Regions from separate parts of the Homo sapiens genome. Here region 1 is linked to region 2. A link is a contact called in ENCODE Hi-C or POLR2A ChIA-PET data. All regions are on one chromosome and are shown on one strand. The core of a region is the stretch at or near the end of the contact, and the rest is flanking DNA. Distances in the headings are between cores, read along the strand shown.

The links. Hi-C counts contacts between places; a loop is a spot of excess contacts on that map. ChIA-PET counts read pairs that join two places held with the same protein, here RNA polymerase II (POLR2A).
Region 1: a map with no recorded cell type shows a loop between it and region 2 (2.5-fold over the local background). The contact joins two enhancer-like sites. A Hi-C loop is called at or near these places in 2 of 37 single-sample maps with no recorded cell type. POLR2A ChIA-PET finds 5 or more read pairs at or near these places in 4 of 52 experiments (CD8-positive, alpha-beta memory T cell, OCI-LY7, T-cell and 1 more).

What each region holds. Positions count from the first base shown.
Region 1 is chr6:145,901,904-145,906,701 of GRCh38, reverse strand. The region is part of intron 25 of SHPRH (SNF2 histone linker PHD RING helicase); the gene reads left to right. Among named protein-coding and RNA genes, the nearest start is that of SHPRH, 60 kb to the left of the region's middle. Within about 2 kb of position 2,126, at least 3 of the 41 ENCODE cell types and tissues checked have a DNase peak (open chromatin) inside an H3K27ac peak, as active enhancers do; they include OCI-LY7, where a contact is called at or near this core.
Region 2 is chr6:145,862,903-145,867,897 of GRCh38, reverse strand. All of the region lies in intron 2 of EPM2A-DT (EPM2A divergent transcript), which reads right to left. It also overlaps a transcript of SHPRH not described here. Among named protein-coding and RNA genes, the nearest start is that of FBXO30, 51 kb to the right of the region's middle. RefSeq lists an enhancer at 2,506-2,675. Within about 2 kb of position 2,602, at least 6 of the 41 ENCODE cell types and tissues checked have a DNase peak (open chromatin) inside an H3K27ac peak, as active enhancers do; they include OCI-LY7, where a contact is called at or near this core.

The DNA of each region.
Region 1 (4,798 bases), core at 877-3,376, 39 kb before region 2:
AGATAGAATCAGAATTGTAACCAGAACCTATGAAAACAGAAAGACATCACTTTTTTGTTGTTGTTCTGTTTAAGACAAAAGATTCTTGAGCATGTTTAGTCTCCAGTGAAAAAAGGATAGACTGAAGATATAGGAGAAAGGATAATTTGTAATACAAGTTTCTTGAAAAGAAGGAGAATGTTGATGTATAGAAAGTAGAGTTTCATTGAAGTCAAATAACAGGTATAAATTGGGCTATTGAGCACAAAAGATATAAGCATAGGTGTTCTTATCTGAGAATGGGAGATCATAGTCATTCCAGAGAGGACAGGCCTGCCAGATGTGACTGTAGAAGTAGGTGACTCAAGTGAGGTGGAGAAGAAAAGATGCTAGAAGATGAAACAGTGAGACCTGAATTTTGGATGAGCTGTCCAAGCAGACAGTATGTAATATCTAGAGTTGAGGTATAGAGTAAATTAGGCACCAAAGTTCTTTAGTGAATGTAGGGTAGGGTTCAATAAATTATAGCAAAGGGTAGAGTTGGGATAACTGGGCTTCAGGGGGCTCAAAAAATGGAAGTTGTTACACAAATGAGAACTAATGCTCTGAAACCTGCATTTGTGGACCAGCACTCAAATGCAACAGTCAAATCCTTCACTCAAAAGGGCTGCTGAGAGACCAGTATGCTTAGAAGATAGCCAGGTTCTAATTAAAGCAGGGAAGTGAAGAGCAGTATTTCTACAAGAGGTAGAAAATATGAAACAATTTGTTTCATAAAATACGGGTTCCAGGGGGCGCCAGTGAAAGGTCCAGGAGTGAAAGGAGAAAAATTAGAGGGTAAACAAGCAGGAAGGAAGTGCAGGACAGTATGGGAATAACAGAACAGGCAAGGATACGTGATGAGAGCATCATGACCTAAGGATCATCTAGTCCTGTTCCCTCTCTGTGAATCCCCTGAATACATTTTACAGTCAGCCCTGTGTATCTGTGGATATAGCCAACCATAGATCAAAAATACTTGGAAAAAGAAAAATTCCATGAAGTTCTAAAGAGCAGAACTTGAATTTGCAGCATGCTGAGTTTACATTGAATCCACGCAAATGCAATGATGTGTAGGGATTATATGAGGTAATCTAGAGATGATTTAAAGTATACAGGAGGATGTGTGTATGTTATATGCAAATATGACATCATTTTATATAAGGGCCTTGAGCATCCTGGGATTTTGGTATCCACAGGGGTTTTGGAAGCAGTCAGTCCCTCACAGATACTGAGGGAGGACTATATTTTTAAAGCAAATACCAAAGAGTTATTGAAGGAAGAAGTAGGTGACTTATGGTGCAGCCCTGAGGCATTTGACAGTTATTCTTTATCCTGCCTGCACTTAGGAGCTATGCTGCTTCCCAGTCCCTCTCTCCCTTTCTTCCCACTCCTATAGTTTCTCCTTTCCTTTCCATAAAGATAGTCTTTCTTAGCCCTTCCTTTTTTCTCTTCTTTCTCTTCCTCTGGCCACAGCATCTCAAGGGCCACAGATGGCCTTTGTGGCTAAGAAGAGGTGGCTCACCCTTAGGTGACAGCATGCATCACAGTACAAGGAACTGGCATAAGAAAGAACTGCTGTGTCAGGTTTTGCGCAGAGAGGTTAAGGAAGTGATTGCTCTAGCTACTGGTAAACAGCACAGCCTCTACGAAACTGAGTCATTGAGCCCATCAAATCCAAACACCTGTTCATTTTATGGCAGCTTTCCTAGACACCCAGGATAGAGATTGGCACAGTTACATGTGCTGTGCTGTTGGAGCAGGGATATCGGTATATAAATACTGTTTATTGTGCTCTCACTTCTCGCTGTCTTTCATGAGTATTGATTAACACGTGAATTAACTGAAGCATCTTTTAAAAAAAATTAAGTTTATAGAATTTACTAAAGATAATTTCCCTTTTTATCATAGATGCACATGTAATTACATTTCCTTTTCTTAAACATAAGACTATTGTACCATTGTGCGGGCAAATTTTATCCCTCCTCGACGTTGTCACACTGCTTCACGCCATGTTTAGGTTGGCTCTTCACTGCTTTTTCTGTTACCATTTGTGTCTGCCACATTTGCCTTGTGCTTCCTGTCTCTTCTTCTGACTTCTGTCACATTTCTGGCCTGCTGTCTGTCACTTCCTCCTTGAAACATCAGCTTATTGTATTCTGAGACTTCACCCCTCTCTTGTGACTCTTTGAAACTTCCACATAAATGATCATATTGCCTATTTTGGATTAGTATGTAAATAAAGATGGCTTTGTGTAAATAATTAAGGCATTATTTTCAAATTTTAGAAACTACTAGTTCCAATTATTTCTAAACCTAGTTTTTTTCTTTATATTACTGTTGATTATCAAATCGTTGTTCTTTAACAAGCAATACTGACAAGTAATTTTTTATTTAATTGAAATGTTTATATTATCTGAAATATAAAATTTATTTCTGAAATGATTATTTCACTGTATTTATGTCAAGATTCTCAGACATAGCAAACCATATATCGTACAGAATGCTTAATCATATAGCTTTTTTGTGGATAAAAGATATTTGGAAAGCATAAAACTATTATTTATTAGTAGTAGACATTTTTAAGTAGTATTTCTTGGAAATAAGAGATTTTACAATGTAAGGAATGCTGTTGATTGACCATAGATATAAAATGAATACTGGGATCACAAATGTCCTGTTCGGTGGATGCACTTAAGTTGAAGACCATTTCTTCCCTAGCAACAGTGTGATGGTATTCCTAAATGACCTTTGGAACCTACTGGGCATCTCACAAAGTAAACAAAATTCCCCTTGCAAGTTCTGACAACTGCCAGGCATTTTGGATGGTGAAGTAGGCCTCCTGGCAGAACATATGGCCCACATGTCTTGTTCCCTGTGTCTTACATTTGGCTAGGTTTTATACAAAGCATTTTGCCAGTGGAAACCCTGACCCTATATACTGGTCAAGAGTCTTAGATAATAAGAAATTTCTGTCCGGGAGAAAATAGATACAGCCACTACATAGATATAGTGACAGCAATACAGTACCCTTCCCACCCACCACATGCTACACAATTGCTTTTTTTGTCAAACTTTTAAGTATGTGACCATCAACTGGCCTGCTTTTTAAAATAAATATTTTTGTTCAGGCTCTGTCTCCATAAACTTTGACTCATTAGACCTGGGATGTGGTCCAGAAATCTGCATTTTTAGCAAGCATATCTCTTGATAATAGAGATATCTTATACAGCCTTTTTGTAGAGAAAAAAACTCTGTATCTCTACATTCCAACTCACAGAGAAGCCTAGCCATACTATGTGTAGAATTCTACATGTGGAATTCTATTCTGTTTTTTTTTTATTTGAATTTTTGTTCATTTAATTTAAAGATCATTTGTGACATCTGTCTCACACTTTTAAAATATAATTAAAATAAACATCTGAGTGAAAAAAACTGATTATGAAATTCTGAGTTTAAAATAGGAATAAAATAATTTGGTAAATATAATCCAGAAGTGATTATATTTAAATATATTTATCTAAATATTCTTATATAAGTTTTATATAACATGAACATTAACTGGTAAATTTGGAATGCAGTTGTATATTTTTTGTTAAAATATGTCATGACTAAATATAATTGCAAAAAAAATACCATTTCTATTTCTGTTCACCGGCCAAGTTAATACTTGTAATTCTGAACTGTTAGCCTCATGTTAAAGTTAGCCATAGCTTGCAGTAAATTGAACACACAGTAGAGACTTCTAAGATATAAACTAAAACTTATCTTTATGAAAAAATCATTTGTTGAGTGTAAACTCCATTAAAAGGTAGAGGACTTGTTCATGAGGTAGGGATGTTGTTTTATTCACTATTTTGTATGAGGCATTTGGAACAATACCTGGCATATAATAGGCACTCAGTAAGTATTTGAATGCATGGATGGATAACAATTGAATAGTCTGTGTAAACAATTGAATAGTCTAGAGTAAAGCCAAGCTACAGTGTATCTTTCTACACCAATACTCAGATTTTTACCATTAATATTGCGCCCTCTTTTTTCCCCAATAATAAGTCTTCAGTGCATGAAAAGCACTTCCTCCCTCTGAAATTACATCGGTAAAATAGGTCATCTCATTCTGGAGGGGAGAGGATTAAAATCTAGATCAGATGCTACTTGGTTGGTTTATTAGAAGAATTTTTTTCAGTCTACTGAATTTATGGCAAAGAAACAAAACTGAATTTTCTGTCATTTTAACACATTTAACAACTTGTAATTCAAAGTTTAGGTTCTCCACATTTTACAACAGGAGGCTGCAACTATAGAACACCTTATTCCAATCAGATTTAACTCTGTGATAAAAATAAGTTAGTGGCACCTGTTAGAGCAGATAAGCCACATGACATTTCTGATCTTGAGTTGTGTTACTAAGTGACTTCCAGGCCAAACTTCATTAGAAATATTCTTTATTGGCCTTTGGTGCTAGTGGGTCTCTACTCTTTTTTCAGTGTGTTGACTTCCTGCCCCAAATTCTGGAGCTTTTAACTTTGTACTTTATTTTCCAGAAAGTGGAAGACTTCACTTTACTTCACTTCTTTATTTTTAAACATTTTAATTCTCCTGGCTGCTGACTTGAGCAGAAAACCAGGAGAGATAACAGCCTTGCGCTGACTGGTAACACTTTGTATGTCTCCCATCCGAGTTCTCTAGTTGACCTTAGAGAGAATTAGTGCCTTAGAGAGAAGAATGGCAAAGATACAGTCAGTGAGGGTAAAGGACAGAAGCTGTGTCGTTATTC
Region 2 (4,995 bases), core at 1,353-3,852:
TATTTAATTCCTGTGAGTGTTGTAACAAATTTCCATGAACTGAGTGGCTTAGAACCGCAGGAATTAATTCTCTCAGTTCTGGAGAGCAGAAACTGAAATCAGTTTTTCTGGGATAAAATCAAAGTGTTGCCAGGGCAGCTTCTGGTGCTAATGGTGACATACTCCAAACTACCTCTGTGGTTATAGTGCCTTTTCTCTTCTGTCTGTGTCAAATCTTCCTTCACCTCTCTCTCTCTCTCTCTCTCTCTCTCTCTCTCTCTCTCTCTATATATATATATATATATATATATATATATATTCTTTTTTGAAGACAGCGTGTGACTCTGTTGCCCAGGTTCACGTTCAGCAGTGCAATCACAGCCCACTGCAGCTTCAGCCTCCCGGACTCAAGTGATCCTCCTGTTTCATTTTGCCTCTCTCTTGTAGTGACACCTGTGACTGCATGGAGGGTCCACCAGGTTAATCCAGGATAATCTCCCCCATCTCAAATTCTTTGCTTAATTCCTTTTATAAGAGTCATTTTTCCATATAAGATAACATGTACAGGGAGGGATTAAGACCTGGTATTTTGGGGGTCATTAATCAGTCTACTACAGTGTGATAGAGGGATGAATTTGGATACTCATCTAATGAATGCAAGTTGCCTTCCTGTGAACCTTGAGTTGGTAATGTTCATGAACAAGATGTTTAGTGCACCTGTTCTTTCTGAGATCAGAGAGTGACGAAGAGTAGAAAAGTGAAACTAAAAATACTGAAACAGTTAAAAAATAGCAGAGAATATTTCCCCTATAGTGACCTCAAATTTGAGCTTTAACTTCCCATTTAAAAGTTTTAGATTTTATATGCTGGAACTGAAGTGTTTTTAATATAAATAATAGAATACAGATCTGGCCAATCTGTTGGCAACCTTGAAGTGTGTTGACAAATCTTTATATTCACTGTAAGATTTTTGCATACCAGAAATGTTGCCCCTGTCCCCTCTCTGTCTACCTTCCCCCATCAATCAGCACAGGCAAAGGCCAGAAGTGACAAGTGATTGTGTACTAGACAAGCTAATGTTTGTGTGGAGAAAACACTTTTGTTCCCTGAATCTCTGGTGGCAAAGGACCCAGAACTCAAGAAGCAAATCTTCCAGTCTCCTTTAAGCCTTCTCTTCCATAAGTGGCCTCCTCCCTGGAATTGGAAACCACTGTCAAGTATCTACGTCCCTGTTGGCCCAGCGTGAGACTTCTACACCTTTGGCTCTTTGAATGCCACCTGACATGAACCCTCTGGCCACTTGCAAAAGGAGGTCAGAGGTTGCTGCCACTCATGCTGCTAATAATGTCTGATAATGATAAAACCACGTCCTGTTTGTCTTGTATTTTATCATAAAGAGCACTTTGATGTGCAGATTCTCTTTCCAAGGTGTTAGGAAAACAAAAGTAGATAAGACACATTTTCAACCCTTAATGATCATTTCAATCCAGTTAATTATAACTCGTTTAATCCCAGAAATGTAGAAAGGAGGATAAGAGAGTTATTATTATCCCCATTTTCCAAATGAGGAAGCTGGGTGTTAAAAAATAATTTTCAGAAAAAGGTTAAAGTGTGACTTTCATACAGATATAAAAATGAATAGACGTTAAAGATTTTGTTTAACACATTCAATGAGGGAAGCAGACAGATGTTACAACCATTTCAAAAAAGAAGTCAAGAAGCACAAATTTATATGGCATAAAAGAATATTGAAATTAATGGCAAATGAAAGCAACTGTTTTTCCCCCTTGGGGATAAAGGTGAGGAAGAGGGAAGTCAATAGAGCTTGTGGTGCACAGGACAGAATTTGTGTGACTACCAGGTAAGTTTAACAAAGAGTTGTAAAATAGCTCCATGGAATCAGATCACCAGAGGAAGGATGCATAAATGCATAGATTTCCAAATAGGGCCTGGATGTGAATCTCAGACTTTCTGACACCAAATTCAGGTTTGTTTCACTCTACCACATTGTCCTAGCTTCTGCAAAAGGTGCTCTTTTGTCACCTTAAGTCAAAGAAAGTTACCAAAAAAGAAAAAAAATAGGAAATGAAAGCATAAAAGGTAAACTGGTCAGAGGTTTCCTGCTATTCTGCTTTGTTTAGAAATTCTCACTGAGGCAGCCAGTAAGCCAAGATGCAGCTGAACCCAACTCTTGGAGAGATTGCCCGGGCCTCTGCCCATACTGAGGCACAGCTCCTGAAATGAAGCCCGCTTCAGAACTTACTCAAATGCATGTTGCTTCTTATTGCAGCTGGACTAGTAGCTTGAACTGTGATGGAAATTAAACGTCTGCTTCTAAATCCTGACAGGAATCTCCTAAACAGGGTCAAAGGCCACCTGTCTTAGTCAGCTCAGGCTGCCATAACAAAATACCATAGACTCAGTGGAAACAATAGATTTTATTCGTTCATTCATTTATTCATCCATTTTCACACAGTTCTGGAGGCTGGCAGTCCAAGATCAGGATGTCACATGGTTGGGTTCTGGTGAGAACTCTTTTTAGCAACCATCTTTTCATCTACTTCTATGTCCTCACATGGGAAAGAGAAAGTGAAAGCTCTCTGGTATCTCTTTATAATGGCACTAATCTCACCATGAGGGCTCCACCTTCATAATCTCATCTAAATCTAATATCTCCCAAAGGCCCCATCTCTAAACGTCATAACATTAGGGGTTAGGACTTCAATAGTTGAATTTGCATGGGGAAATAATTCCATCTATAGCAATGCCAATATGTGAACTAACTAACAGGCTTAAGCCAGGTACCTGAGATGGTCACAATTATGGGCAAGAAGATGTTCAATCCAAATAATGAAATTATAGCAGTTTACAAAAATGTTACAATTTATGTTTCTGAATGTTCCATACTAGAAATAAATAGAAAGGCACCACGGTCTCAAAGTGTGTGTGTGTGTGTGTGTGTGTGTGTGTGTGTGAGTGTGTGTGTTTATAAATTTTATTTGATAGTTTCAAATTACTAGGCTGAAGAAAGAAGAACATTAGCAAAAAATGATAGTGGCATTAATACATTTGCTCACTACTAATGACCTAAAACGTGGCAATTCAAAAGGAACAAATAATTATTTCAGTGTAGACTGTCACAGAATCTAGGGCATCATCAAACTTTGATCCCTTTGGGCTTTTTACTTGGAAAGAATGCAGTTTCTCTTTTTTTTTAACCTTAGCTTTATTCTCCAAACATTTTAAAATTTAATTCATGGGCTATTATTTTGTTCATAAGCTAAGTGGCTTACCCAAAAAAAAAAAAAAAAAAATTTCTTTCTTTGTACCAGATTGCTAAATACAGCCTCTTTCCAAGAGGCTTTATTGTTTTGTTGTTGCTGTTTTTATTTTTTATTTTTTAATTTTTAATTTTTTATTTCCACAGGTTTTTTGAGGAACAGGCGTTATTTTGTTTTCATGACATCACCCCATTCTCCCACCCCTGGTCCCTGACAACTGCCATTCTACAGTTGAGAGATTTGGTGATTTGTGAGTTGTTTTTTATTTACTTTAAAAATTTTTTGATTTGTTTTTTATCATCTTTTTCAATTTAGAGATGTTTTGCACAAGTAAAAATTATGGGGCTTATTCAGTAATACATGTCTGTAAGGAATAAACATTAAGAAACCCAAATTAGGGTCTAAATTAAGGAATTGTGAAACATGAAGAATAAAGAAATGAGGAAGTGAGAATATAGATGATAGACCTAAGAGATTTGTCTTAAGTTATGGTCATACGACAAGGAGAGGGGAAGTGATCTAATTTGTCAACAAGATGAAATAATAAAGCACTCACATAAAGAAATGTAAGTTTATATATGATGGTTTGCTTTGCAGGTTTCCTGGGACCACAGCACAAGCCAGACACTCACATGATGCAAATTACTTATGTGGATAAATAATAGATATGCACATATCACAAGATATTTTAACAAAATCTATTTAGCAACAATTTGCTAGTAATACACTATGAATAATCATAATTCTTCATTGACTTATATCCTACCGAGTCTCAGTCCTGCTTTCTGACAGCCAGCTCCTTAATGAATTACTAAGGACAGTAGGAAGCAGCCGCCAGAAGATGCTGCTTGTGAAATTTACCCTCTCGAAAACACTTTGATCATGTCTCTTCCCTAATTACAAACCTTTACTGGCCCCTCTTTGACATTGACCACGTCCTGAACTCCTAAAGAGGCAAAAATTTGTCCTTTATTAACTAGCCCAGTCCATCTCAGACACTCTCCCCTAAAAACTCTGGTCACATTAAGCTCACTGTCCTCTCAACTTCTGTGCACCTTTGCATAAGCTGTTCTTTTTACTCAGAATGCTCTCCTTCCTCTTTGTCTTAATAACATGGGCTATTGCAAAATGACAAATTACCACTGTCAATCTTATCCAGATCACTTAAAATAGTTGTTTGTTGAAGGAGCTATGCAACTTAAACTCAGGAAATACATTGCAATATATCTGCATTTATCCATCCATTCCTTTGGAAACCTGATCTTATTTATGTCTACCCTTTTGCAAGCAGGCTTGGTTAAGTTCAACATGTTATTCTAAAGATTTTTTGTCCTTGATTAGCTTAAATCAAATCATTGGCAATCACGTCTCTCATTTTCAAGTCTCACCACAAGTATCATCTAGTCTCCTTTACTAGTAATTCCATAGATCTTCATTCATACTTGGGGTACAGCACTTCCAATGAGATATATAATTGATCTTTTTGCATAGCTGCCTCTTTCAGGCTGGATAGATTCCTGTATTCACCTTTGTATCCTCAGCTCTAGCACAGGGTCTCATACATAATTGTTGTTCAATACATGATATCCTTAGATTCAAACTCCTGTCCAGTGACATTGGACACTACACAATTTGCTCTTAATCATTCATTTAATCTTTCAACTAAAATAAACTGAGCATATACTATGTGTCAGACATTGGGAATACAAAGACTAATAATACATCGTGCCTACCT